Regions from separate parts of the Mus musculus genome. Here all the other regions are linked to region 4. Evidence: chromatin loops called from intact Hi-C (ENCODE). Cell type or tissue: heart. All regions are shown on one strand. Region 1 overlaps Kalrn (kalirin, RhoGEF kinase). Region 2 has its middle 17 kb from the start of Kalrn. Region 3 overlaps Ccdc14 (coiled-coil domain containing 14). Region 4 overlaps Kalrn (kalirin, RhoGEF kinase). Region 5 overlaps Kalrn (kalirin, RhoGEF kinase). Region 6 has its middle 59 kb from the start of Kalrn. Region 7 overlaps Kalrn (kalirin, RhoGEF kinase).

The links. A loop is a pair of places that touch in the nucleus more often than their neighbours do. Peaks named below come from ENCODE experiments on the same cell type or tissue, not always from the same donor. Only the 100,000 strongest peaks of a DNase experiment are listed, where the experiment ranks them.
Region 1: it touches region 4 in a loop (1.9-fold over the local background); 2 of 42 quality-filtered maps call a loop at or near these places.
Region 2: it touches region 4 in a loop (4-fold over the local background); 11 of 42 quality-filtered maps call a loop at or near these places.
Region 3: it touches region 4 in a loop (7-fold over the local background); 6 of 42 quality-filtered maps call a loop at or near these places.
Region 5: a loop joins it to region 4, with 2.0 times the contacts of the local background. A loop is called at or near these places in 5 of 42 quality-filtered maps.
Region 6: it touches region 4 in a loop (5-fold over the local background); 11 of 42 quality-filtered maps call a loop at or near these places.
Region 7: it touches region 4 in a loop (1.9-fold over the local background); 6 of 42 quality-filtered maps call a loop at or near these places.

What each region holds. Positions count from the first base shown.
Region 1 is chr16:34,439,312-34,443,311 of GRCm38, reverse strand. All of the region lies in intron 1 of Kalrn (kalirin, RhoGEF kinase), which reads left to right. Among named protein-coding and RNA genes, the nearest start is that of Kalrn, 73 kb to the left of the region's middle. In heart, no CTCF peak of the experiment used is centred here; a DNase peak (open chromatin) is centred at 2,041; H3K27ac peaks cover 1,454 bases.
Region 2 is chr16:34,529,493-34,533,492 of GRCm38, reverse strand. It overlaps a transcript of Kalrn not described here. Among named protein-coding and RNA genes, the nearest start is that of Kalrn, 17 kb to the right of the region's middle. In heart, CTCF peaks have their summits at 1,811 (motif pointing left) and 3,266; no DNase peak of the experiment used is centred here.
Region 3 is chr16:34,698,559-34,702,558 of GRCm38, reverse strand. The region is part of intron 5 of Ccdc14 (coiled-coil domain containing 14); the gene reads right to left. Among named protein-coding and RNA genes, the nearest start is that of Gm35150, 9.9 kb to the right of the region's middle. In heart, a CTCF peak has its summit at 2,194 (motif pointing right); a DNase peak (open chromatin) is centred at 2,188.
Region 4 is chr16:34,342,415-34,346,414 of GRCm38, reverse strand. All of the region lies in intron 5 of Kalrn (kalirin, RhoGEF kinase), which reads left to right. Among named protein-coding and RNA genes, the nearest start is that of Kalrn, 170 kb to the left of the region's middle. In heart, a CTCF peak has its summit at 2,271; DNase peaks (open chromatin) are centred at 3,454 and 3,814; H3K27ac peaks cover 843 bases.
Region 5 is chr16:34,464,617-34,468,616 of GRCm38, reverse strand. The region is part of intron 1 of Kalrn (kalirin, RhoGEF kinase); the gene reads left to right. Among named protein-coding and RNA genes, the nearest start is that of Kalrn, 47 kb to the left of the region's middle. In heart, a CTCF peak has its summit at 1,791; a DNase peak (open chromatin) is centred at 1,766; H3K27ac peaks cover 1,121 bases.
Region 6 is chr16:34,571,197-34,575,196 of GRCm38, reverse strand. It overlaps a transcript of Kalrn not described here. Among named protein-coding and RNA genes, the nearest start is that of Kalrn, 59 kb to the right of the region's middle. In heart, CTCF peaks have their summits at 1,504 and 3,000; DNase peaks (open chromatin) are centred at 776, 1,506, 2,046, 2,466 and 1 weaker place; H3K4me3 peaks cover 3,116 bases; H3K27ac peaks cover 2,459 bases; H3K27me3 peaks cover 116 bases.
Region 7 is chr16:34,454,903-34,458,902 of GRCm38, reverse strand. All of the region lies in intron 1 of Kalrn (kalirin, RhoGEF kinase), which reads left to right. Among named protein-coding and RNA genes, the nearest start is that of Kalrn, 57 kb to the left of the region's middle. In heart, no CTCF peak of the experiment used is centred here; a DNase peak (open chromatin) is centred at 2,442; H3K27ac peaks cover 1,536 bases.

The sequences.
Region 1 (4,000 bases), 97 kb before region 4:
ATTTGGCTTACACTTCAGATCACAAGCTATCATTGGGGGAAAGTCAGAACAGGAACTCAAACAGGGAAGGGGGACCTGGAGCCCGGAGCTGATGTAGAGGCTATGGAGGGGTGCTGCTTACTGGCTTGCTTCCTCTGCCTCCTAGAACCCAGTCCTACCATCCCAGGGATGGCACCACCCACAATGGGCTGGGCCCTCCCCCATTGGTCACTAATTGAGAAGAATACCCTAAACATGGAGGCATTTCCTCAACCAAGGCTCCTTTCTCTGAGATAACAGTAGCTTGTGCCAAGCTGACGCACAAAACTAGTCAGTACTGCAAGCTTGCTGAGATAAGATACTTTTGTTCAGTTTAGCTGAGTTCCTGGAGCATAGTAGGCTCACTGAAAATGGTAGCTTGTGATTGATTGTTCTTAGCCCTGTTTATGACGTGACTCTCTGTTTCCTGTGCGCTGGAGCACTCTACAGGAAGTGATGTGCTAGCTCATTGAATTCTTCAGATGAGCCGCCTCCTGGGATGTAATAGCTGTGTTTTAAAAAGCTGTGTGTCGAGTGAATTTTTTATAAGTTGAATCCTATTCACTGACCTGATTATTGATCTCAGTGAGAGAGTCCATGGGGGGGGGGGAAATGCAATAGATGGGGAAAAAAATGCAATAGATGTGAGCAAAGTTGCTGCAATCAGCGTCCACTGCCATTCTATCCAAGGAGGCGGGCCTAGGGATGTGGACATAGTGCATAATTAGTGACGGAGATGAGAAATCAGACTGTCTGACCCAGACTTGGTGAAAAAACATTGGGAAAGTGTACAAGGAGAATAGAAATCAGAAATATATGGAGGAAAATTATAACCAGTATCCAAGGGTGTACTGGCTGTTTTTGTATGTCAACTTGACACAAGCTGGAGTTATCACAGAGAAAGGAGCTTCCCTTGAGGAAATACCTCCATGAGATCCAGCTGTAAGGCATTTTCTCAGTTAGTGATGAAGGGGGAAGGGCCCATTGTGGGTGGTGCCATCCCGGGGATCATAGTCTTGGGTTCTATAAGAGAGCAAGCCGAGCAAGCCAGGGGAAGCAAGCCAGTAAGTAACATCCCTCCATGGCCTCTGCATCAGCTCCTGCTTCCTGACCTGCTTGAGTTCCAGTCCTGACTTCCTTTGGTGATGAACAGCAACGTGGAAGTGTAAGCTGAATAAAACTTTTCCTCCCCAACTTGCTTCTTGGTCACGAAGCAGGAATAGAAACCTTGTGCAGGAATAGAAACCTTGACTAAGACAAAGGGGGTAGGATAGGGTTAGGACATGAGGTCATATTATTTCTTGTGTCTATTTTGCAAAGGATCTATGGTGAACATGGATTGCCTTCATGACACTTAAAGTCAGTTTGGTAAAGAGGAAGTAAATTTAAAAGAGAAGTGTTGAAAGAACAGAGCCTCAGCAGCCAAGTGGATCTGGAGGAGGGACCTGTGTGTCCTGGACACGGGCAGATGTGACTGTAAATAGAGACTGACTTTCTTAAGCTTTGTGGGTGGAACATACATCTTGGTGGATGTGGGATGTTTTAAGGGGTGAAGGAGGGAGCAGGTCAACTGCTACATGATATTTGATTTACTTTGTTAGTATTTTTGCCTTGGATTCCATCTGTCATGGCCAACTGTAGAGACTAGGGCAAATCCTCAGAAACTCCCATCAGGGAATTTGGAAGAAATTATGAAATAAGAAAATATAAGTGCTTTTTATTGTTGTGGTGAAGTGCAGAGTGCTCCGCCATTTATCATCACCAGGAGTCCCTGACATTCCCACAGGCTTTCTGTAGCAGTGATGTGAGATGTTAAAGAGCACAGCCTTTTTACTTTAATACAAGGCTTCCTTGCTTGGCAGTCACTCACGATCATTCTCCCCTCAGGTCTGGGATCTCCACTACACACACCAGAAACCCTCAGGCCAGGTTCTTTTCTTGGAGCCAGCTGGGCCCCTCCTCCATCTCCAGGACGTCAGGCTGCTGGGCAACTTGCCCAGAAGTCCAGAGTTGCAGCTGTCTCCCTGGACATGAGCATAAGCAAAAGGATTCTCCCCAGGCCCCATGCGTTTGGCCTGGAGCAGAGCCTCTGCCAGCTCCCCTCTGCTGTCTGATCTGCAGCAGACCCTGGCTAGAGAAGGTCTTGTAGTGAGTTGTGAGTGTGTGGAGGGGTGTGGTTCAGGCATGTGACAAAGTTGCTGCAATCAGCATCCACTGCCGTTCTATCCAGGGAGGCAGGCCTAGGGATGTGGACACCGCACAGCTGGAGTTCCCTGGGACTGTTGTGGGCAGGAATGGAAGGCTCTGCTGAGCTCTGTTCTTTAGGTCAGGCTTTCTGCTTTTGTTTGCAGTCCCACGGAGAAGAGCTATGAGCCATACCAGGTCCTATGGTGCCTGATTATGTTGAAACTCACAGGACCCTCTGGGGAATATAGGGAAAGAAGTAGTCCTTGTTTAAAGGTGTACCCAAGTGATGGCAGCTCAGGAGGTTTGAACATGTCGATCTAGCTTTCGCCTTGTCTGCCTCATTCTCTCCAGGTACCTTGAAAGAAAGGTGTAGACCCTCTTACTCCCAAATGCAGAAGGTAGTCTGGAAAAGTGCATGATGGGATTTGACACCCAGGCTCCATGATGGGAGCCAGAGTTGGCCCTTTGCTCATGATGGAAACGTGGCTAGAGTCTGTCTCATCCCCAAGGTGCTACAGCCTGGAGGTGGCTCGGCTTCTGTCCCTATGGTTTTACCTTCCTTTGTTTCAGCACTCACAGTCCTTGGCACAGGGAGATGCTTGGAGAGGGTCTGGGTGCTATCTGTTAGTCACTATCACCCAGAACTGAGAAAACAGTAGCTGAATTTAAACCAGCAAGAGGCGGCTTCTGCCCAGTGAGGCTGTGGGAGGATTTGGTGTGATTCTCTCAAGAAGGGACAGCTGGCAGGACCAGTGGCCCATGGCACTATGCCAGCTTGACTTCTAATGTCATAAGAACTAACAGAAGAAGTGAGATGATTGGTGGGCCCTGCAGGGGGGGGGGCGGAGCCAGCCGTCGTGTGCAGCCAGTGCTGTGTGGGTTCTCACTTGGCGTTGCCCTGTACTCTGCAGTGAGGCGCCTGGGGTGATAACCTACCAAGTTCTCTACCCTGTGCTCCAGAGAACTAGGAATGTAAGATGCACGGAGTGCCACATGTAGCCACCCTCTTCCTGTCTCTTCACTAAATGTCTGCTGTATGGTCCTAGGTGAATACCTTGATAACATGTCTAAAATTAAACTTAGTTTCTTCTTGGAATGTTGCATCTTTCTCAAGACCTAAAAAATCCCAGATTTCTTCATCATTTCCTCTTTCATGGCTGCCTTGTACTAGTTTTTAGATCTTGCCTGTCTGCCTGCTTTCCTCCTTCCCTCCCTCCTTCCCTTCCTTCCTTCTCCCTTTCCTTCCCTCCCTTCCTTCTTCCCTTCCTTCCTTCCTTCCTTCCTTCCTTCCTTCCTTCTTCCTTCCTTCCCACTCACTTCTACCTTCCTAGCTCATGTGAAGACGAGTGAAAGTCTCCTAGCCAACCTTTCTGGTCCTGGATGGTTCATTTTAATCTTTGAGACCCATCTTGTTATGAAAAGTAATCCCTTTGGGCTGTCTCTACATCCTGGAGCGATAACTTGGTGTGGGTTTCCTCACAGTCCCTGAGGCAAGACAATAGAATGAGGGGGCACATCAAGGAACACATGCTAGACAAGGCCTGCAGTGGTACTCATTGGCCGGCCTCGTTTTCATGCTCAGATCCCCACTGTGATACACTTACAATGGCTTAGAAACTTCTGGGCTGTCTTCTCTCTGTAACCATCCATCTGTGACTGTGGCCCTTGTCTTTATCACCTGTCTGCTGGATGTTTAGGAATTCTGACTCTTTAATGGGGCCAAATTATCCTCTCAGAGGTAAAGCAGTCCCTGGTGCTAAAAGTCAGGGCATACTGATCAAGCTGAAGATAACTG
Region 2 (4,000 bases), 190 kb before region 4:
AAGAGCAATTCAGGGACCTTGTAGCTATGACCACCATCATTACCTATCCCATACGTCAACCTCTTGCACATATCTATTGGTAATTTCTGGTTTTCTGTTCTCTAATATACACATTTGTTGTTGTTGCTGTTGTTTTGAGACTGAGTCTCAAACTAACCAACTTCAAATTCTAGGTCTCTGCATTTGACCTTGAACTCCTGGTCCCCTTGGTTCTCCTTTCCAAATCCTGGGATTACACATATGTAACCACCAAGCCCAACTTTGCTCTTGGGCATACTTTGATGCATGGTTGTTTGTGTTCTTGCCTTCATTTTCTTTCTCAGTTTGAGCTCTCTGAGAACGGGATGCAGGTTTGACCTCCCCTGTGCCACCCCGAGCTCTATAGACACTTGGGAAATGCTTGTCAAATGGATGTTGCTCTTGGCGGAATGGTACCATATTGATGATTTATTGATAACGCCTCTCTATAAGAGAGAGTCTCACTGGAGCTGGAGAGAGGACTCAGAGTTTAAGAGCACTATTCTTCTAGAGGACCTGGATTTGATCCCTACTTTCACATGGTGACTTACAACTGTAATTCCAGTTACAGAGGCTCTGATGTCCCATCTGCTCTGGCTTCTGTGGGTACTAAGCATGCACACAGTACACAGACATACAGGCAGACAAAATGCTTATACACATAAAAAATAGTTTCATGAATATGGGGGACTATTGTATTTGGGGACGCAGTTCAGGCCTTTGGATGCTGCATTGTAAGAGGGAAATGAAGTGTTTGTGGTAGAGTGGTGTTAGTTAGGGCAGATGCAGAAGTGTGACACGGGAGGTACAGAGTGTATGCCTGACACTTTGCGGAGGAACTGAACATGCTCTTAATAGCTCAAGGGCTCCTGGCAGAAGGACTGTTTGACCTGAGACTAGAACAGTCAATAGCACCTTGACTCAAGACCATGATTAACCATGATGTAACTGCTTTAAATGCTGGTTCAACAAATATTATTTATTTCTGTCCACTTACAAGCCCTATTCAAAATACTTCACGAATACCAGATTTGTCTGTCTCTGGTTGCCACTTGGACTAGGACTGTTGATTGTATGCAGAGTTTAAATGACATCACAGCAGAGAGCCAAGGCTAGAGTGGGGTAAAGCAGGGGCTTTATTCCTTTCTTTGGGGCTGGGGTAGGGAAGAATTCTCGTGTGCTTAGAAAATGGTAATGATGTACTTTCATGCTATCCGGGTGAGGTCCACTGTTTTTGTATGTTTCCTGCTTATTTTGTAGCTTCAGCTGTGGAGATGCTGGGCATGGGAGCTGGAAGCAGGAAATGGCCAGAATGCTTCTCTGACCATCCTGAAGGTTCTTTTCTTTGGGTCTGGCTGAAAGATTATGGTAATGGATGTGATGTGCAGCTGCAGAGGAAGCAAGGATTTTTTTTTTTTAAATCAAGAGGAATTCAGAGATCAAGAAGAACATGCAAAACCTAGGCGTGATGGTGTGTGCTGTAATCCTGGCACTTGGAAGGCTGAGGCAGGATATTCTCCAGAGTCTGAGACCAGCCTGGTTATAGAGTAAATTCTAGGTCAACCTAGGCTTACAAAGACTGTCTCAAAAAAAAAAAAAAGTATTGTTGTATACTGTTAGACATGTTTTTTAGTTATGCTTGCTTGTTCTTTTGAAGGAAGCTACTTTGGGACTTGTGTTCTCCCACACCCCCTTTTTTAACTGTTGGAAACTGTGCTCATTTATTTTTTGACCACACCTAACATATAGAACCCAGCGTCCAAGGCATCTGCTGCCACCTGCTGGCAGAGAATACCACTAGAGGGATTTGGAATCAAATGGGTACATACATTGAAAACCAATTCTGTCTCTGAATGGATCACAGAATATTAGAAATGTTAGAGATCTTTAAAAATTGTCTGGATTTATCTGGAATGAAACCAACATGCTTTTTTTTTAAAAAAAGTTCTCTTACTCTAATATTTACAATGATAGGAAACTCATGATTTCCCACTATTTTGTTACCATTCGTTCTTTCAGTTAAAATGCTTCTTTATTTGTAGATGCATATGTATCTCTCTGTATATGTGTATGTGTATACACACACACACACACATATAAATTTTGAAGGAAAATACCATTTTTATTTATTTGTTCTAGCATTTGCCTCTGGAAATTTCCATAATAAGTTAACTGCCTTAAAAAGGTTTACTGTGGCTTATCTCCATAGCCCTTCAAATATCTGAAGGGACCTGGTTGTACCCGCAGTCGTGTCTCGAGGTTAAACAGTGGCAGTGCTGTCAGTCAGGACAATGTCAAGCTTTCCAAATTCCTCATAGCCATTTGTTTCGTGATGTCGTACTGTTGGTGTCCCCACCTAATTGCATTGCTGAGATTGGCCCCAGCTCAGCTCTCCAGGTGTCATCAGTGTAGTGACACTCTGGTATTCAGGGTCTGTCCAGACTTCTGGGACACTCTCTGTACCATGAGGTAGCACTTTTGCTAGATTTCCATAGTGCTAAACTTTTGAATAATGGAAAGCCAATGAATTTGTATAATCTCCTATATTTTTAACTTTCCCCCTTTGGATAAAAGCAAGACTTGGAAAAATTGTAATTATACAATTACCAAAATGACTACATTCTGAATTTTAGATATTACTAGCAATGCCATAGTTCTCTCGCAGCGAATGGCCACCGAGGCTCTGTCTGGGAATAGGCTTCCGGTGATGGGGAAACCCTGTGGGCGTCACTGTGTATTTGTATATGGCTTATGCCTACCAGTCTGAGGTTACCATATCATGCTTTATATATCAACTTTTCTTCCTGAAACATGCTCTGAAAATATTCTGTGCGGTTATAGTTTTCTTGGTGTAAATATTCCACAATTGCTTCGGCAAGTCTAACATTGCATCCTCGAAGCCATCCTGCTCCTGAGAATGTTTGTCAGCCAGCGTGCGTGCGTCTTGTGTACAGTGTTTCACTAAGGTAGATGCAGAAGGTGAGAATGGCTTTCAGAGTGATGTGTGCGTCGCTTTAAAGGGTAGATCGCCAGACACAGAGTTTGCCCCTGTTGATTTTGTTCAGGTGTTCAGATTTGCCGAGAGTCTTATATCTTTGCCCGGTCATTTGTTATAGTATTGAGTCCACTATACCAGGTTTGTATTATCTGTCCATATTATAGGCATAATCTTTATCTGAGGAAATAACATTTTTAAAGAAGCTAAAGAAACACTTGAGGGGGCAGTGCTGTGGTATCTGTGGCCACCACCAGAGAGCCCTGTTCCACACAAAGTGTTTCTCGTAATAAAAGCCCTTGGGTCTTTTGCAATCATTTGCAGCGACTCCTCACAACTGTACCCATACTCAATTATCTACAAGAATATTTTGGAGGACATTTGCCATGGGCTTAGCAGAGATCCAGATACATGTTCTGCAGTATTCTCCTGTCCACTGTCGTCATGGAGTGAAGTCAGAACAGCACACATTGCCTTAGGGTGAGTGTCATTCAAAGTAGATCCTGGGTAACTATTCAATGAGCAGTGTGTTTATATACTTCCATGTACTTCCGTATAAGAATACACTCAGTCCCAAAGATACCAGAAGGAAATAGCTGTCTATTTTTGACTATTCTTCTCACCCATGTACTTCTTGTCTACTGTCTCCAAAGGAAGCTGGTGGCTGAGATATGGCTGGCTTCCTGATACACTCAAAGTTCTTGTTTCCAATGTCCAAATGCTGATACTACACCCAGGTATATTAGACTATTCACACAGACACACAGGCTGGCATTCATATGTTTGTGCAATGACATATAGTCATCCTCAAATGCTCCCACCATCTGAAAGAGGAAATAGGGTGTTCACTCAGCCACAGGCCTTGCTGGGTTACTCTGCATTACCTAGCAGAGGAGAGGGGATGATGGGCAGTACCCAGATCACTTTTGTCCATTGTCGGAACTTGTTACAATGTTCCGGACTGTCTTCAAACTCATCTGATGGTAG
Region 3 (4,000 bases), 360 kb before region 4:
TGTATAAAAGTTGGGGTCATAGACAGATGCACTTAGCACTTAAAACAAGCAGAATGCATACATAGAAACAAGCACTTATCTAGGACTAATTGGCTATTCTGGGTCTTTTGTTGATCCATATCAAATTGAGGATTTTCTTTCTATTTATGTGAAGAATGAAATAAGGAAGTTGATTGTGATTTCATTAAATCAGTAAATTGTTTTAGTAGGTAGGTCTTTTTTTCACAATGTTAATTCTACCAAGCTATAAGCTTGGGATGTCTTCAAATTCTAGAATGTTTCTTAATCTCTTTCTTCACACATTTAAAGTTTTCATAGTAGAGGTTTTTGTTTTTTTATTTTTTCCTCTTTGGTTTTGTATATTCTAAATATTTTGAGAAACTGGGAAGAGGAGCACATCCATGACCTCTCTCCCAGCAGGCTTGTTACTTTTATGTATTAAGACTGGTAAATTTTGTAAGTCAATTATGTATCATAACACTTTGCTGAGATTATTAATAATTTCTACAATTTTTCTAGTCAAATTTTTGGAATATTGGATATAAGATAATATAATCTTCAATTGAAAATAATTTGACTTAATATTTTTCCATTTGTATCCCTTCTCTTGCCTTATTGCTCCAGCTAATGCTTCAATCATGTTATTGATAAGCAGTAGAGACAGTGGGCACTCCTCTCCCATTCCCGATTTTAATGGCGCTTATTAATGGTTTCATTCATTTAGGATGATATTGGCTATGTGTTTGTCATTTATAACTTTTATTGGAATATGTTTCCTACAGTCCTACTTGTTCTAGAGCTTTTATTAAGAATGCATGTTGAATTTTATCAAAGACTTTTTGTTTTTTTGTGCTCCCATTGAGATGATCATATGATTCTTGTATTTTTTGTCCACGTATTTGGTTTTTTACATTTATTTCTTATATATGTTAAAAATAAAATAAAAAAGAAAAACAAAACAAGAGCAACAACAACAAGTCAAGGACATTCTCAGCTTCATATCCTGTTTGAAGACAGCCTGACTTTCATGAAACTGTGTCACCAAAATAAATACATAAGTAAACCAAAAAAAAGATGAGGTGTTAGGAGGAAGACACCTGATGTCAGCCTCTGCTATGCGCACATGCACACAGGACTGGAGAGGCCATTTTTTCCTTTATATGAGGGGTAGGCTAGCCATCGGTCTATCCACCTCCCTAATGCTGCTTCACTATATGAACAGCTCCAGGATAGGCTGCTGCTTCCTTTAGTTTTCAGAGTGGAAAAAGCGAGTTTGCTCGGTGCTGCCAATCACTTCCTCACACAGAGGTACCCTAACCCACTCCTTCAATTTCCTGTCACTCTTTCAGTCCATCCCCCAACACTGGTTACAGAGCTAAAGTCAATCGGTAATACTATGAGTGTCTTTTTACTTTGCATAACCTCATTGCTATTAAACACAAAGACAGAGTAAAATGCAAATAAAATCACCAACTTCTAAAGATCGCTGAACTGTAAGTAGCACTTGGCAACGCCTCAGAACAGTATGTAGCACAGAGTAAACACTCAGCAATGTTATATCATCCAATAGCTGCAAACTGAGCAGATAAGTAAATACTTCATTTTCATAAATCTTGCTATCTAGAAATATATTTCTAAACGTGATCCCTCTGAGATGACGAAAACCCATAGCAATAACAGATCATCTCTATCAGACGAGCTACAAAACTAGCTAATAACTTCCTATAAAGTATCAGTTTTTATTAAAATAATTTTACAATAAAGGAAATAGAAAAATATCCTCTAAAGCTATTTTAACTCAGGAGTCTAAGATGGTCCACGGGAGATCACAGCCCACAGCACAGCACAGCCCAGCACAGCACACAGCACAACACAGCACAGCACAGCACAGCACAGCCAAGCACAGCACACAGCACACAGCACAACACAGCACAACACAGCACAGCCCAGCACAACACAGCACAGCACAGCACACAGCACAACACAGCACAGCACAGCAAAGCACAATCTTGTCCTCTCCTTTTGAATCCTAGTCCTCTCTTTTTTAGACTTCTGGTTCCTTAAGAATTGTCTAATCTGAGGAGCTCTGAGTCCATGTTCACCGGCACATGTTCTCAATCCACTAGCTCACTGGACTTCCTTCTGTAGTCTTATTAAGCTGAGCTACACAGTCCTGCCTCTGCCAGCAGATGTCGCCATCTCACAGAAACTAAAAAACTCCAAACACGCTTCTTTCTTAAAAGGCCAGAGAGAATAAACATTCCAGGCTTATGAGCTAACTTGTCTCTGTCACAACTACTCAATGCCACCGTAGTACGAAAGCAGCCACATACGACCTATGAACAGTAGGTTCTAACAAAGCTTTAATTATAAAGTAAAACTAAACACCATTTCTAAAAACACAACTGGCTATATGGAATGGACCCTAGTTAAGACTGATACTGTCCAACAGGAACATAATATAAGCAATATATTTAATTTAAAATTTTAAGTAGTCATACCAAAAAATTAAAGGGACGACTTACTTTCCATGTTTTAGTTACATGTAGCCAGAGCCGAGGCTGCAGCTCAGTAGTATAGTTCTTGCCTACAACACTGAAGGCCTCAGTTTGATCTCCAACACCACAAAAATAAAGAAGGAAATATAACAAAAGCACTGACATTGCAGTGTGTAACGCCCAGCATCTATTTATAGCATACCTCAAAACAGATGCTAAATCTTTATGAGAAACACTCCATCTCTATTTAGACTGTGTATAATTTATAGCTGAAAGAGTAGATTTACACACCAGAAGTATTCCAATAGTCTTAGGAGTTTTATAATTGGATATCAGTTTTCAAATTTACTAAATTAATTAAAATTTCAGCCTAGGGATTAGAAAAATAGCCCAGTCAGTGAAGTACCTGCTGGCTCAAGCACAAGAACCAGAGTTTCCATCCCCAGGAGCTGGCAGGGACTGACAGGCAGTATGGTCCTTAACCCCAGCAAAGGGGAGGCAGGGACAGATGGATCCATGGAGTTTAGTGGCCAGCCTGCCTAGTCAAATCTATAAGCTTCAGGTTCAGTAAGAATAAAGGCAGGACGTGATAAGGAAAGACAAACATGTGTAGCACATGGGTACACAGCACTAATGTGAAGACATACATACAAAAATATACACACATTCAGCCTACCAATGTAGTGATCGCTTATAAGCACCACCTGTCAATAAAAAAGCCTATGGCCAATGAGCTGAGGCAGGAAATAGGAGGCGGGACACTGGCAGGAAGACAGAGGATTCTGGAAAATAGAGAGGCATGGGAAATTTGAGAGCCAGATGCTGAGGAAGAAGCAGGTGGGACTGGAGGAGAGCTAACTAACCAGCAGGTAGATGAACTCAGGATAGAATTAAAAGGAAATTCGCCCTGGACTTGGGTGCATGAAGCTGAGGAGAGGTAACTAACCATGAGGAAGACATAGAATAGTTAGAATGGGTTAAATAAGTTACGAGCTAGTCAGGGGAATGAGCCAAAGCTTGTGGCCTAGGCATTAATTAATAAATAATTAGTCTCAGAGTTGTCATCCCAGGAGGAGGGGCTGGAAAAAGGGACTTACATTATCACACACTAGGTGCACTGTCACATTTCAAGGCACACGTGGGCAGTGCAGGCAAGCAGAATAGAAAGTGATTGGTCTCTGTCTTAGTCAGGGTTTCTATTCCTGCACAAACATCATGACCAAGAAGCAAGTTGGGGAGGAAAGGGTTTATTCAGCTTAAACTTCCACGTTGCTGTTCATCACCAAAGGAAGTCAGGACTGGAACTCAAGCAGGTCAGGGAGCAGGAGCTGATGCAGAGCCATGGAGGGATGGTCTTTACTGGCTTGCCTCTCCTGGCTTGCTCAGCCTGCTCTCTTATAGAACCAAGACTACCAGCCCAGAGATGGCACCACCCACAAGGGGCCTTTCCCCTTGATCACTAATTGAGAAAATGCCTTACAGCTGGATCTCGTGGAGGCATT
Region 4 (4,000 bases):
TTACCTGTAAAATATCAATCTTAGTACATGCCTTGGGATTATTGTGTGGATAAAGAAAACTGTGTGTGGTGCATCTGGTGTGCATGGATCCCAGAAGACTTACAGAGACAAGCCTAACATGGCCTATAAAGATGATATAAAGATGGGGTCCAGAAAAAGATGGATGGATGGAGAGATGGACTTTTCTTATGGGGCATATTGGGTAGATAGGAATTATAGCCTTATTCATAAGGATACCAGAGTAGACTATGGATAGCATGGACTACCATAGTGGACTATGGACAACAGAACATAAGGCCAGTTAGGGACCAGGTAAATGGAAGAATTAAGAAGGGATTCTTAAAATGGAGCTAGCCAATGGCTATCAGTCCCAAGGTCTCATGCTGGCATAGGGAAAGGAAATGGAGGCTTCTGACCATGACCTTGGACCATTGATGCTGAAGATTAGCTGATTTATTCGTATCAAGCCCAATGCTATGGCTAACTGGAAAATCAAATACACCCTCTCACGCTGAGGAAGAGACACCAAATCTCCAGGTGCCTATCACTGCTGTGGAACTTAGTTAGGGGCCTGTGTAGCTCGGCTTGGGTTTGTGGAAAGGAGAGAGAATGAACAGGGATTCAGCAACCCTAACGCACAAACTGTGGTCTGGCAATATCTGTGGTCCAGTGCTGCTGGAGCTGAGAATCCACAGGGAGGAAGGCAAGAGGCAGCTGGCAGGAGGTAGTGCCCACTTCTCAGATCGTGTGGCAAAGGGCCAGCAGTCTACTGCAGTGACTCTAAAAGTTGCTTCCCATGACTGGCTTAGGTCCTGTCAGGGCCACCTGAGAAGCCTGGGGGTTCTGCACCAGGTCCAGTCTTTGCTAGGATGGAGCTCTTTCTCAGCCTCCTTTACTGGCCTGTATCTTCCCAGCCTCTGCTGAGCATTCATTCCCATGGATGAGGATACCGCAGCTTTGAGACCTAGTCCATGCCCACAGTGACTCAGCCACAATTGTAAGAAAGAAAGGACTTGAGCTCAGAGTCCAGAGTCTACCTCCTGATACTTCCGTCCAGTGGTCCCAGCCCTATCCCTGCCATGCCCCAGAACCAGTCTCTTCCTGCTCCCTTAAGTCAGTCCTGCAGTGACTGGGTAGGTCCTTGTAATCCTTCCCTATATTTTTTGCTCCATTTAAAGTCCCTGAAGTTACTTCAGTCTGTATTCACTGATGTGGGCCTTGGCTCTCAATATGGCCTTCCTGGGGCCAGCTTTTCAAACAGGAGAGGAGGGAGGAGTCTGTGCCCCTTGGCTCTGTTTACACAGGCAAGGAGAAGATTGTGTCTGCAGTGGTAAGAGGAAAGTTGCTTCTTGTAGTTGAACCTGGAAACCCTAGGCCCTACCCATCCAGAGAAGGAAGATGCATCACTCAGAGAGCCTCACACACAAACACGGGAGGCTGTCTTCCCACTCCCACGTTTAATCATAGGGACGAACTTCCAGTTTGAGTGTGTTATGTTAGCTGGTTCTGGTGCCCAGGCCAGCGATAGTCTCCATTCCTCAAGGAGAACCCCAACTCAGGGGCATGAATTGTTCCAACCTTATCTCTGGGTCCCATTGGTTTTCTTAAACACAACTGAAGCTGAATCACTTTGTCATGGAAAGAGTTAAAAGCCACCCCCACCTGTAGTCAGGCATCTTAATTCCATGGAAAACTACCTGTAGTTAGAACAAGATAGCTTCTTCCTTCATGGTTATATTCCATGTTCCTCAAGAAATCCCAATGTGGTGCTCTTTTGCTAACTCCCAGACTCTCCTTAGTAAACCCTTTTTCCAGCAATGTTCTGGCATGTGGGGAGGGAGAGGGGGAGGGGGGAGGAGGGGAAGAGGGGGAGAGAGAGAGAGAGAGAGAGAGAGAGAGAGAGAGAGAGAGAGAGAGAGAGAGAATGAGAATGAATGAATCATCAACCTTCCTGGTAGAGAGGGAAAGGGGCTAGTTTCTACATGCTGACCAGGTTGGTCCCATCACAAGGTATTTATCCCACCTGCAAACTGGCTTTATCACGAGGTATCAAGAGTAGGCACAAGCTCCCCATTTGCCCTGTCTATCCCATCTGGTCTTCAAACTATGAGCTCACAAGCCTCATTTCTCAGTTGAACTGCAATGCCTGCAGGTCACAGCCAGACTTTTGATGACTCTGGGTTCCCAGGAGGCATATTCTGCCCTCCCTTGACTGTCTATCAGAATCAAACATTTTGAACATTGACTCTGAGCTGGCACAAGAGCACCACCTACTGCTGAGCAGTCCAAGGGCTCCTTTCTAAGTCCCTTGCTGTTTGGAACTGGAATTGTGGAGTTTCATCTCACGGCAGAGAGTTTGTAGCAGAACCCAGCATGGTCCTTCTACAGGAACCCTATCTGGGACAGATGGAGTGACAGAGAGGACATGAGAGGCAAATCCTGGAGACAAGGGAAGGAAGTGAGTCCAAAGGATGAGCCTGTGTCAGAGGGGAAGGAAGGGAATGCCAAGGCCGTGAGCTCAATGGCTGCCTGGGAGGGTTAAGGATGCAATCTGAAGTATTTTGGAGGAAGTCTAGATAGCCAAATGAAATGTAAAGTATGATGTTATCCAAGGCACAGAAGAGTGGAAGAGGTGAAGATTTCTAAAGCATGAATGTGCATCATGGGGTCCTTGCATTCTGTCCTACCCTCAAAGAGACAGCAGATTCTCTAAACCTTACACATGGGAGCTCACTGTAGTCATGAGAAATGGCCAGACTCCCCTCCACTCAGGAAGCTGCTTCTCAGCTCTGCACAGTGAGCTTTGTCCATGGGCATCTGAAAGCCAAGCACCTCCCAACACATGTACCTGACCCTTGCTCCCTGTGTGTTCCTTCCAGAACCCACACCTGCTGAGGTTTAAGGGGGTGTCTGTCCCTCTTCCTCAGATCTTTAAGGTTAAGTCTACCTAGCCCACATCCCTTCAACATAGCATCCATCTCTCCGAAGCAGGGATCCCAGAAGGCAAGCTGCCTCCTGCTCAGCCCTGTGGAGTCTTGTTCCCAGATGTGCAAATGATTGGCAGATCTGATTTTAGGATGCGTAGGAGGACTGGATGAGAACATCAACCAGACACTCCATTTTTACAGTAAAGATAATAGTTCCCATTTACTGAGTATATCCTGTATGCCAGGAACGCCATTAGTTCATCTAAATTAACCTGCCAAGGGGCCAGATCTCGGTGGATGCCTAAATTTAGTTCTGGGATAAAGTCAGGCACTATTTTCTCAGCTTCTTAAATAGGATTTGACCTCCTCAGTTCTACATTTTGGGAAGTGAGGGAAGTGCATTCCCTTACTCTGTTCCTGAAAATATTTTATCAGTGTTTGTGGTTTAAATGGAAAGAATTTGGCCATTCAGAGTCAATATCCCGGGGCTGCCTGGGCCGCCTCCTGGCTTGGCTGGTCCTGCTTCTCATCTGCTTGACTTGCTGGCTGCTGGGTGACCATTCCACTCTCTCTGTGGGGCAGTGCCTTACGGGGGTTTCAGTGTTTCTGAGCACACAGGTTGGAAATGAAATGCAAAAACAACAACAAAGAAAACAAACAAAATGCTGTTTACTGTGAGGAAAGACTAGGGAAACGGTTCATCCTAGTTCCTACAGTAAGGAGGACAAGAGTGGGAAGCAAGGCCTTTTGAGGCTGAGCCAGAGCCAGAGCCAGAGCCAGAGCGTGTGCCCCTCCAGACAGAGCTGGGCTGCAGTGCAGCTGTCAAGAACAGGGTGTGATTTTAGCATGAGGCTTTGCAGCCTGGGTTTTGCTAATCAGAAAGCAACTGCTTTCTGTGCTGTGGGCTTACTCTGTCTGAGCCAAGGGAGTGGGAAGGAGCTGGCATGCATGTGGAACCTGCTGTGCATCACACTGAGTCCCGGCTCTCTGGCTCTCTCCGAACTTCATTATCTTTATCTGCTTTGCCCCAGACATTTTGGGGTTTGTGAAAAGGAAGTGGGGAGGGGAAGGGA
Region 5 (4,000 bases), 120 kb before region 4:
GAGACCCGAGGAGTGTCTGGTGAAGGTGCTTTCCCAGCGTCTAAGGCATTTTCTCTCTTCCTTTATTTTCCACCTTAAAAAAAAAATGTGTTGGATTTCACAGCTGATTCCCCAGTTTCCCCGTGTTCATCTCCTTCTAGATACCCCCACACAGCATCCAGATTATCTCAGTATGCGGCTCAAGGAGTGGGAAGGCCAGGATGCAGAGGGAGAATGACAAATTCAGGGGCTCCTCCAGGTCATGAAAGCATTGGGGTGGGGGTCTCTGACAGCCAAAAAATAATAGCATCCCCAAAAGGTATCCAAAGATCAGAAGCTTGGGCAGCCCCAAAATCACACTGCTGGTGTAGCTCATGAGTTCAGCCAACCTTTCCTTGCTCCTTGACACGGGGCGGTCGATACTTCATGAGGCCTTGAGTTTGTTACCTTTGTCTGCCCTCAGTAGGCAGCTGGCATCTCTCATCCCCGTCCCTGGCCTCTCTGCCCTGGAAGTCTGCAGTCTCAGACACGATCTTGGACTTAGAAGCCTCCAGAAAAACAATCGATGAACAACCATTAGATTAATAAGAAATAAATGAGATGAAGTGTTCGCATCCTGTGTGAGCAGAGGCCAGTGAGGCTCAGGGGCCTTCTGGGTGTGCGTTTCAGAAAGCCCCAAAGTTTGTTGCTTGAAAAAGGCAAGGATGAAGCAAATCCATGCTTTCTTAGAGCACAGTATTTCAAAGCAGCCTCCTCTGCTTCAGACCCGAGAGAAGACAAAGAGGGATACATCCTGGCTGGAGCTTGAGGCTAACCCTTGGGAGAAGACCCTCTAGGGTAGGGGTGTGTAGGGACAGAAGTCAGGACCAGCTTCACATCTGCCCCAACTCCTCACCTATTAACCCAGTCATTTGTCTTCTGAGCATACATCTAAGGACCTTCTGAGTTCTTAGACTAGTCGCGTGGAATAATCTCTGCGACTGAGGTACAGGCGTGAGTGTTTAAAATGTTTTTCTGTCTGATTTTACTGTCCGGTCTGAGTAGCCAACCTCTTTAGAATGCCTGGACCTGACTTCCAGTGCAATTCACTGCCCTGTTTTGGTTAAAATTGTGCATACATTCCCAGTGACACAGTGAAGATGTGGCTTGCAGCCCTTGTGACTTGCTGGCACATTGTGACCCTTTGCATAGGTGCTTATTGGACAGCCATCATGTGCCAGTGTTGGAGTGACACTGAGAGATTAGCCTGACGGTATCCCCGGGAAGTAAATTAATAGATGTTCTCCGTTTGCTCGCATGTTTATCTAGAGAGGCAGGAGTTGATGAATGGCACTTTCTGCAATTTATTCTGTCTTTTCCTTCAGTAGAAAAGAAGCAGTGACCATATCTGTGCATTTCAGTTAAGTGGAGATGCATCCAGTAGTGGGGGAAAAAGAGAGACGAGGCTCAGACAAACAAGGAGGGATGCCAAGGGACAGAGTGTCCTCCTGGGGCAGGTCTTTACAAACGCACCCATTAAGTTGTCTAAACTGTGAAAAGGTAAAAGTAAATAATATGTCTGTTTAAATCTTTAGGTTGTCAGCAGGTAATTAAGCTCCCATGAGGTGTCTGGTCATATTCAAGGCCCAGTGGACATGGTCCTAGCACTGAGAGAGTTTGAATCTAAGTGAGGAATTGAAGTCAGGATGCAAAGCACAGAGACTTTAAACCTTGATTGTTAACGTTCCCCTGGCTGTCTTGGAGGAAGGAGGTGCCGAGTGGAGCTCCCTGTCCACTGCAGAGCTCTGCCAAATGCTTGCTGCCAGCTAGCGGTGAGGGGGACAGAAATGGAAAGGCTGTATTTAGAAACTTCACACCAGTTTGCAAAGTAACGTGTCTGTTGAATCTAAAAATTAAGAAATTAGAGCTTAAATGTTGTTTTTAAAATTAACACTCCTCTGGCAGTGTTATTTAATTTTTTCCACTAAAGTATTAGTTGATGACAGATTGTAATAAAAGAAAAACAACATAAAAATTCAAACTGATCATTCATTGAAGTTTCACTTGAGGAGTCCTGGGCTGAGGTAACTGGATAACAGAGATGTCTAGGCAGGTTAGAGAGGTGCCAGAATATAGAGAAAGACAGACAACTTGTCACTGAAAAGCAAGGAAGAATGTGCCTTGAAAACCCAGACCTTTTCCTGCCCAGAGTTCTAGGACCATAAATAGTTTTGGTGGATGCTGGTCTTTCTCATGTGCTTCGTACTAAGTTATTTATTGACACATTGGTAGTAGCACCTGCCACCAGCATCCTTTTGCAGCAGATGGAGGAGGACAAATTATGTGCCCAGGTCCTACAGCTAGGAAGTGGTGGCTTCTATTTGAGAACCAGGTATGTTGGATTCTAAGTCCTGCTGGTTTAACTCCCCACCTGGGCAGACCCTCCAGGTTACAGGGAGCACAGGCAATGTGCACTGAGCCTCCAGATATCCCAGAATTGGAATAAGGAACAGGCACTATACATATTCAGATGTATGGTGCACAGTATGACAAGTTCTCTGTGAGACAGTAGAGTGTGAGCTTTTGCCTGAAGTTTCTGCTTTCAGGTGTTTTTTTTTTTTTCTGTGCATATTTCCAGAAGTATTGGAGTGGGTAGACTCACCCAAGGTTAGGCCTTTTATTAGACTTTGAACTGTCACTGAAATCTCATCTATCTATTTAAAATCTTTTTTTAAAACCTGAAATAATTAGATCCATGGGAAGTTCAAAGAAACAGATGAGGAAGCCTGATGAACCCTCCATCCCGCATCCTTTCCTGTTAACACTTTACTCAATGAAGATACAAACTCGGAGACAGACATGGGTGTGATGTTCAGACTTACCCATCGATTTTGTCTTTTGTATTTTAGGAGAAGAATCAAGGATACCTCTAGGTGCAGAAAAAGTAGGCTTTTCTGGAAGCTGGGCCACATCGTGACGTTCTAGGGGACTAGTGTGACACTCTTATATATGAGTAGCATGTTATTTAGCCTCCTATCTTAGCATCTGAGCACCATGAGGCACGTGGTTTGTTCACAACAAATGCTTTGTCTTGAATGCTTGATTTACTAAAATGTGCATACAAGCATAATGGTTTCCTTCCATATTGCTGGGCATCCATTGTGAAGGGGGAGTGAGATTCTCCCACCTCTTACTGCTCTGCAGGGCATCACTGGAACTAGAGATGTGTGTGTTGGGAAGGGACACACACACACAGGAGAAGACACTGCAGTCTGGTATGGAAGCTACGTGACAAAGAAGTAGTTATCTCCACTGGGCTGGACGTGTTTGGTCAATAGCGAAAGGCCATCAAGAATGGAAGTGACTCATGAACTTGTAAGATGGCTTCAGTGCAAGTCTCTGCCTTGTGATTAAGATTTGCAGAACAGGCCATTACAAGAAGAGCACTGGAAGGCAGGCCAGGTTCTGGTTGTAGGGGGATTCTTGGGATCAGAAGCTTCTGTGGAACCTTGTTATGGAAGAACAGCTGTGGGCTTTGAAAAGACTGTTGGCTTTTTGATAGGAAAGTTTTTGGAAGCCTGATGAAGAGCTCCTAACCAGGCTGGTGAGGTGGCTCAAAGGGTAGAGAGCTGCCAAGCCTGACGACCTGAGCTGGGTCCCAGAACCCACATGGTGGAAGGAGAACCATCTTCCAAAAGGCATCCTTTGACCTCGACACCTGTGTTGTGACATCACTCCCTGATCAACATATAATGTAGTGAAAATAAGCCACTCAAACCCTCCTGTGTGACTTGTCTATCTAGGGAGCATCAGAAGTGAGCTCTTGGGTTATCTTTCAGGCAGCGTTTGGGGACATCAGCCCTGGAGAGGTGGGCTCTGATGTAGGCGACAGGTATTAGTTATGTTAATCAATTACTGAAATTAAGGAGACGATTATCACAGTTTCTATTCCAGGAAAGGGGAGCATGCATTGATTTAATTAGATTAATTCTGGGCAAAATAGCAAGAAAGGGGGAGGGGGCAGGTTCTTATGCGACACCAC
Region 6 (4,000 bases), 230 kb before region 4:
CATTCCTTTCTTTCTTTCTTTCTTTCTTTCTTTCTTTCTTTCTTTCTTTCTTTCTTTCTTTCTTTCTTTCTTTCTTTCTTTCTTTCTGTTAATGGGTTAAAAAAAAAAGAGGCAGAGACAGTGAAAGAAAGGTGAGGGCAGAACGTGTTGACTTCAAATGGTGATTCCTCTCCTTTGCTGCCTGGGTTACTCTGGATAGAGAGCAGCCTCAGGTGTTTTGGCCCCAGGAGGGAAGCAGAACCAAATTAGATTGCCAGAGACAAACAGATCCAGAGACTGGGAATAATGGGTAGGAGGCCATCAACTAGAGGCAAGCACCAGGTTTTCCCATTAGGTGCGTTCGAACACATCAGGTCAGATACTGCCTCCTCTTTCCAAAGGCCTGGGCGAGGCAGCAGCAAATAGCCCTCAACACATTGCATTAAGTTCTCAGGTCTGAAGATCCTGTTTTATGGCCACTAACACGCTACCAACTAATTATTGTTTAATTATTGCTTAAAAAACGGATCAAACCGATCACCACAATTCAATCACCACACTAATTACTCAATATAACATCTGCTTTCTTTTCTCCCCCCCCCCTTTACCTTTTTTTTTTTTTTTTTTTTTTGGTTGTTATCCGGTTTCTCCTCAGCTCTACTTTCTAAGTTAATTGACATTCAGCTCGCTGCAACACCCCCTTTATCCAGGCCAACTGGATCTCTCCATTCACTGGAGAGAGAAGGACAGAACAGAGAAGGCCCCCGGGATTAGGGAGTTTTGATTGCTGTCCAAGAGGAGCCCTGAGATGCGGGCCAAGGACCAGAGCAGGACAGAGACAAATGAGAGACACAAAAGAGCGACAGGACAGGAGAGATAGGCAGGAAAGCATCCGTAAGAGGAATAAAACGGAACACGGTTCTCTGAGCCGCTCGCTCAAGAGATGTTGAAGGGGATACTGAATGAGGGTAAAGAACAGCTGAAAAGGGGAGACATAAGCAGGGATGCGGTGAGGCCTCCGAGGGCAGGGCGACCAGGGGCAGGTCAGGAAGGAGAGGGATGAAGTCCAGCCTCTAGGGACAGGCCAGTCCGACTTGGGGACTGAGGGCACTTGCTGCAGGAGGGGTGCGGGCAGGTCCGGATTCCCAGCGCGCACCTGGGAGCAGGGTGGGGCGGGGAGGTGGCAGGACCCGGAGCTTGCGGAGCTTGCGGCGGCGGCCGCTGAGTCCCCCGCAAGCCGGGAGAGCGCCCGGCGGCCCCGCCCTCCGCCCCGCCGCCTCCTCGGCCCGGGCTTTTCCTGCGGGGCTCAGGAAGCCGGCCTAGCGCGGCGCGAACAATAGCTCGGCCTGGGCTCCGGGAGGGCCCGCGCGGGCCTCGGGGAAGGGCGCGTCGCGCTGCGGGCCGCCCGCGGCGAGGCCCCGGGCCCGCGGGAGCGTCCCTGCAGCTCGGAGCTGCCCGGGTCATTGTTGGCTGGGACCGAGGGAGCCGGAGTCCGGGAGGAGCCACGGGAGCCGCGGCGGCGGGAGCCAGAGGGGGAGCCCGAGAGCTCGCGAGCCAGCCAGGGAGCCGGGAGGGAGGCAGCGAGCAGAGCGAGCTGAGCGAGGGAGGGAGGAGGTAGGGAGCCAGGGAGGGTGGGAGGGAGGAGGAAAAATAAAGAGGAGAGAGCCGAGCGGGGCTGAACAATAGAGACGGGCGGACGGGCGAGGAGAGGCAGCTGCCGCTGCCGGGCACCGCGGGCGCGCAGGCAGCCGGGACCCCGGGCCGGCCCGGGCTAGACAGCAGGCGGCCAGCGCCCCGGGGAAGGGGAGCATGGGGGGACCGGCGGCAGGCGCCCCTAGCCCGCCGCGCGCCGCCGCCTGAGGAGGCTCGGCGCCCCCCGCCGCAGCCCCCCGCCCCGCGCCCGCGCCCGCGTCCCGGAGCCCCGCGGCTGCCGGCTCTGTGGCCACGGCCGCCGCGCCCTCCGCCCACCGGGCGCCGCGCCGCCCTCGGCCCCAGGCTTCGCCGGCGCCCGGCTGCCCGCGGACGCCCTCCCCCAGTCATGAACCCCCCGGAGGGGGCATCGGAGGAAGGGGGAGCCGCCGACTCGGACGTGGACGCCTTTTTCCGGACAGGTAAGATCTCGGGCACGGTTTCGGGGATGGCGGGTGAGGGCGGCCGCCTCGGACGCGGTGTCTTCGGACAAGTTTGGGGACCGCAGGCAGGCTGCTGCCGGGGCGAGCGAGTCGGAGGCGGCTCCCCGCGATCGTCGGGGCTGGAGTTGCGGAGGTTCACGTTGTTCTGGCGGTGCTGGCTGCAGTTTGGGGGAGGGTGTGGGGGCTGGGCGCCCCTCGGCGTTCACCCCAGTTGCGGGAGTCTGTGTTGGGGAGGCGGGAGGCGGTCCCCCTGGGCCGCCTTCTCTGGGAGATGTTGGATCACTTTGCAGCGCGCCGCTTCAGCTACCGGTGTCCCGGCCCCTCCCTCGGCTCCCTACTTCCACAGTGCCTATCTGCGGGGCTCCCGGGTCGCCCGTGGTCGGTATCCCTTCTTCCCTCCAGGGCTCGAGGCCCTGATGTGCAAAGAGGGGCAGCAAGGGTCGCCAGGCGCTCAGACTGCAGACTGACAGGCAGAAGCCAGGCGATGAGAGAACGTGCAGGGTGCGTGTGGGGAAGCGGCATCTGGGACTTTGGACCCGCTGGGAGGATCGGAGGCACCTTGGACCCGCTGCTTGGTCCTTTCTCCAGCTCCGGGAACCGATGAGTTTTACCTAAGAATCACTTACTGCTGGAAGTGCGAGTTAGCGTCCCTCTTAATACACACCCACCAAATCTTTGCTTGCCTGCAGCGCGTGGAGCCTGTGATAGCTTTCCAGCCTTTGCGCCTCTGTACCTCCCAAGCAGCCTGTCTGTAGCTGCTCCTGTTCTCTGGCTCCACAGTCCCTTCCCCAGAATAGACACCGATCACCCTCATCTCCTACCACCTGTAGCCCTGTTTCAAACATCACCAATGTCCCCTGTACCTGTAGCTTCCACCAGCTCCGTTGTGCAGTTCCCCAGCTCCCCACACGTCTGCAACCATTTTGTCTGGAAATCTTTGTCCCAAGGACTCTGATAAGTTATGGGCGCCCCACGCATCTGCTCTCCCTTCGGGAAAGTTGGATCAGAGGACATGAACTGGTGGGGGTCAGGGGTCAGGTTAGCTCTGGAGGCTGCACACCCATCTGTTTCCTAACCCTGTTGCTTTGCCCTGGAGGACCACTCTAGGGAAAGGAGTCCCGGCTCTTTGTGGGGGAACTTGTGGCTTTGAAAGTCAAGACTTAATTGGCCCATATGGTCATCTCTAATTGGTCTGGGGAGGAAAGAGCTGGAGGACGGGAGTTGATGCCAGGGTCTGGGAAAGGGGAGGAGGCTCCTGTCATCCTGTCCTGCTTCCAGGGCTCAGCTTGCCCTCCCTCCCTCCTCCATCCTGGAGTCAGCATTTTCACTTTCCTCCCCCCCCCCGCCCCCCCCCCCCCGTCCCCTCCCGTCCCCTTTTCTCTCTTGCTCCTCTCTCCCGTCTTAGATACCAAAGCCTGGATTCTAAAGAGGTGTCTGCCTTGGGTTTATAGTCCTGAATCTAGGGAAAGAGGCTCTTGGAAGCTAAGTGACATCCAGAAACACTCACCAGGACCTCCCTCTTCCAGACCCCACTGGCATCCACCGCAGCCACGCCTAGCAGCTGTATTTTCTAGCTCTGGGGGAAAACCCACCATGGTATGAATTCATATTCTACCCTGAAGTGTGAATTCCTGTTCTTCATCCCCTCCCCTCCTCTCCCCTCTCCTCTCCTGCCCTCTCTTTTCTCTCTTCTTCCTTTCTTCTTCCTGTCTTCCTTACTTTTTTTCTGATAGGCATTTATTTGTTTTGTAGCTTCCAATTCTAGAGACTTGTTAATTTGTTGCTTTCCCTAGGACCTTTCAAATAGTTTACATTGTCTGGGCTGGTCTCAGATCACAGAGTCAGAAGTGGGCTGGGGTCAGTTTCCTACGGGGGGTAATGTCCTTCCA
Region 7 (4,000 bases), 110 kb before region 4:
GGGCCTGGCATGGGCTTTTGAGACCTCAAAGCCCACTCCCAGTGATACACTTCCTCCAACAAGGCCATATCCTGAACAATTCATTAGCTTGGGACCAAGAATCCAAATATATGAGCCTCTGAGGGGTATTCTCATTCAGACCATCGAGATACTTCTCTGCTATCCCAGAGCCTATACTCACCCCCCCCCCCAGAGTGATATACTGTAGGGGAAGAAATATTTTTAATATAAAGTCATATATATGTTGGGATGCTGGGTTCACCCTATGCTTAAGAACATAAAATATGCTAGTGAAGGCTGGTGAGATGGCTCAGTGGGTAGAGAGGTGCTTAACACTAAGCATAAGTACCTGTGTGGACCCCTAGGACCCACATGGTGGCACTCCTGTAAGCTGTCCTCTGACGTCCACATATATACACATACACATAGCTAAATGTAGTTAAATACGACAGTGACACTGTTCTGACTTCACGTTAAGATAGCAGTGCCACCGTAATTGCCGTGCTTCGTTTTACTCTTGAAAGGAAAAGGAAAAGTTATCCCAATCACTGAGTCTTCAGCAGCCCAGATGTTGGATAACGTTGATCTCATCCATTCATCTCCACAAAAAAGAACCTAAATTAAAAATAATAATAATGATGTATATACTGAATATCTGGAGATTTCAAGACTCCTTAATTTCTATTTTTTTAAATAAGCATTAAAAAGAACTGTTATTCTGTTTGTTTTAATTTTCATTTAATATTTACATCACTGCACATTTGAAAAACATTGTGTATAATGGAATCACAGATTTACAGAGCTAAGAGATGCTAGATATCATTAATCATATCTTATATAATTAATTCTTATAACTAAATAAATTGTCAGGTTCATCCCCTGGAAATACCTTAAAATATATATTTACAGTCACGAGACTTCAGAGCATTGGGGGATACCTGGTGCTAGACGGGTCTGCAGCTTCCTTCTATGGATGGGGAATCTGGGCACCGAGGAGCTAATGTCTGGGTCACACAGGAAGTTGTATGATAAGGTCCTGGGCTCCAGACCTTGCTCCATGTAGACAAGGCCTCCTCTCAGTTCCCACTTCACTGCTAACTCTTATCCAGAGACAGCAGGGGTTTCCCGTGGAGTCTATGAATGTGCTTGTCATGAAACTTTAATCAGTGCTGGGATTTAAGGTAATGTGGAAATAGTCAAAATGTCCTTTGGGCAAGAGCCACGATTCCCAAAAGATTGGGTGGAGATGAGGAGTTATGTTAATCAAACCTTTCCAGATCAGAAGTGTGAGTCAGAGTCAATATGTAAATACCATTAAGACGTTAAAGAGAGGAAGCTTCATTTTGGTCTAATTAGATCATCTGTTTGTACCTCCTGTGCGGTACAGAGGAGGGAGTTGCTGTGTCTTTCGACTTATATTGATGGCCACATTGAGACCAGTGTGGAGGAGGTGGTCTTCCCTGTGGCTGCTGTCCTGAGTCTCTGCTTCTGTGAATCACGATCGTTCACAGCACAGGAGGCAGAGTAGGGACTACAGCTCTGCTCCATCTGACCTTAGCACAGACAGAACCCCTCTTTGACCTTTCCCCTGCACAAGCATCAGACTGCAGGGCTGTATATCTGGGGCCTGGTCCCTTGTGAAAGTGCATAAAATATTTGTTAAGGGGGAAGGGAGATGGGAGTCAGCTATCCTTCATCTTGGAGTTTCTTCTCTGTTCACCTTCCTCCAGGGATAGCCTATGCTAAGAGATGTGCTGTGAACTTCCTAAAGAGGTATGCCTGCCACCCTCTAGGTTTATTTCTGTCTCGTTTGTGTCACTGTGGCCCCTCTCTTAGCTCCTTAAAGTCCCATGAAAGGATATTTGTGGTTGAATGAAAAGAATGTAGAAGATAGGAGTGAGCTGAGCCTCACTGGCCCATGGCTATTGATTGAAGGTATGAGAAGAGAGATCGAGGGAGAGTCAGTCCATCTATTTCAGGAAGCACCTGGTCTAACAGGGCAGCCATAAATGGTTTTATCTGGTATGAAGACATGACCACACCAAGGAGCTCTTGATTACATCTGGACTGCTAGTGCAATATGGGCAGAATCAAGGTCTGAACCGAGATGGCCAGTCTGTCCTTTTTGAAGGGGTCGTTGTCCCCTAGAGGTGTTCAAAGCACTTCTGAGTTACTTTTTGTCCTTTGGGGGAGGGGTTGTACAGAGGGGTTTCTCCATTCCTGGAATTCACAGACAATTCTCCCTGACATGCCCTCTGCTGCTCATCACGTTAATGGGAAGGAGGGCTTGGAGGGCAGCCAGCCAGGGGCCCCTGCGCCAGCTATGTCGGAGAGCCATATTGATTGCAGAGTCTGGCGGAAGGTTATGGCAGTGGATGTGGATTCACTCAGCTCTCACAAGGCCACTGACAGAGGAGAAACAAAGCTCTGGCCCTGGAGCCTGTATCATGGCTGGGCTCTCCGCCAAGGCTTCCCAGCCAGCCCCTGTTCTCCCCGCCGTCCATCATTCACACCCAACCAGGTCTGGCTTCCCTGAATGCCACTTAGTCTAATTCCCAATTGCTTAGGTTTCCTTAATGGGTCCTTTTGGCTGGACTGAAGGCCCTATGGGATCAGGTAGTTGTATACCCACAAACAATTGTGACTATGACCAGGGCCACCTTGCAGCAAAGCTAACCGTCCTGTTCATGGAATCCCTAAAGAGATGCATAGAAAGTTTGCGTGTCCAATGGGCCTCTCTCGCCCCAGTACAGGGGAATGCCAGGGCCAAAAAGGGGGAGTGGGTGGGTAGGGGAGTGGGGGTGGGTGGGTATGGGGGACTTTTGGTATAGCATTGGAAATGTAAATGAGCTAAATACCTAATAAAAAATGGAAAAAAAAAGAAATATTTTAAACTGTCCACAAAAAAAAAAAAAGAGTTGCATAGAATTCCCACTTCGTACCCTAAGCTGACCTGTCCTCTGAACTCAGCACTGCCAGCCCAGAATTAAACCTCTCTTGAGCATTCAGCTTCCCCAGGTTATATTCCTCCTTCTCTTTCTGAGTTCCTTCACTGTTAAAATTATTTAGCCCCATTTTTCCATCTCTGTTCTAATAGATGTGCAGTGGCTCATTTTTTCTGAAGTCCCCAGAGAGCAGGACCCTTGTCCAGTTCGGAATATGAGGAGGACATAGGCTATTTCTAGTTGAATAGGAAGATGTGAACACTTGAAATAATGAATTCTCAGTGGACCATTAAACATTATTTCCTTCTTGACCTGTGTTCATAGACCCATCTAAAGATGAAATCTAAGTGTTTAATGGGGGAGGAATAGAAGCAGGTGCCTTAGAAACATTCCAGGCTCCTTGGTGGGTGGTCAGTGACAGGATGGAAGTCAAGCAGGTACTAGAGACAAAACCAAATAAAACCATGGAAAGAAAGATATTAGATTTGATACACTTTGGACATGGAAGGGAGGTGAACAGAGATTAATAAATGTCCCTTGAAATTCCTGTCTACCTAGGACTTGAGAATATTACCTTATTCAGAAATAGGGTGTGTGTTTAATGATCAAGGTTCAGTTTGCATGTTTGTTTTCATCCCTCAAAGTTCCTGTCTACCCCATCACCCCTTCTTATGGTTCTGATGGCCAGCCAGTTTCCTCAAAGGGTTTGTGGGTAGGAAGCAGTGAGCATCTTCCTTGTGGGTTGCTGCTGGTTGGATTTTGCTCCATGGGTTGGATGATGAATCCAACTGGGACTGAAAAGTCTTCCCATGCAGATGCTTGCTGGAGCATCTGGGGGTTACCCACTCACAGCTGCAGGGGCCAAGAGGGGCAAGAGTGAGCTAGTGTGAGGTGTGGGAGTTGGGAGGATCCAGAGACTCAGCCTTCTGTGGCCATTTACCTTGAGAATCACAGAGTGCAGGAGTTTAAATCTAAGTCCAAATAGCCTACTCTACTTGGGTGCCATATTGCCATGAAGCATTGATATAAAATTTGAATGATCATGAACCTTTGCT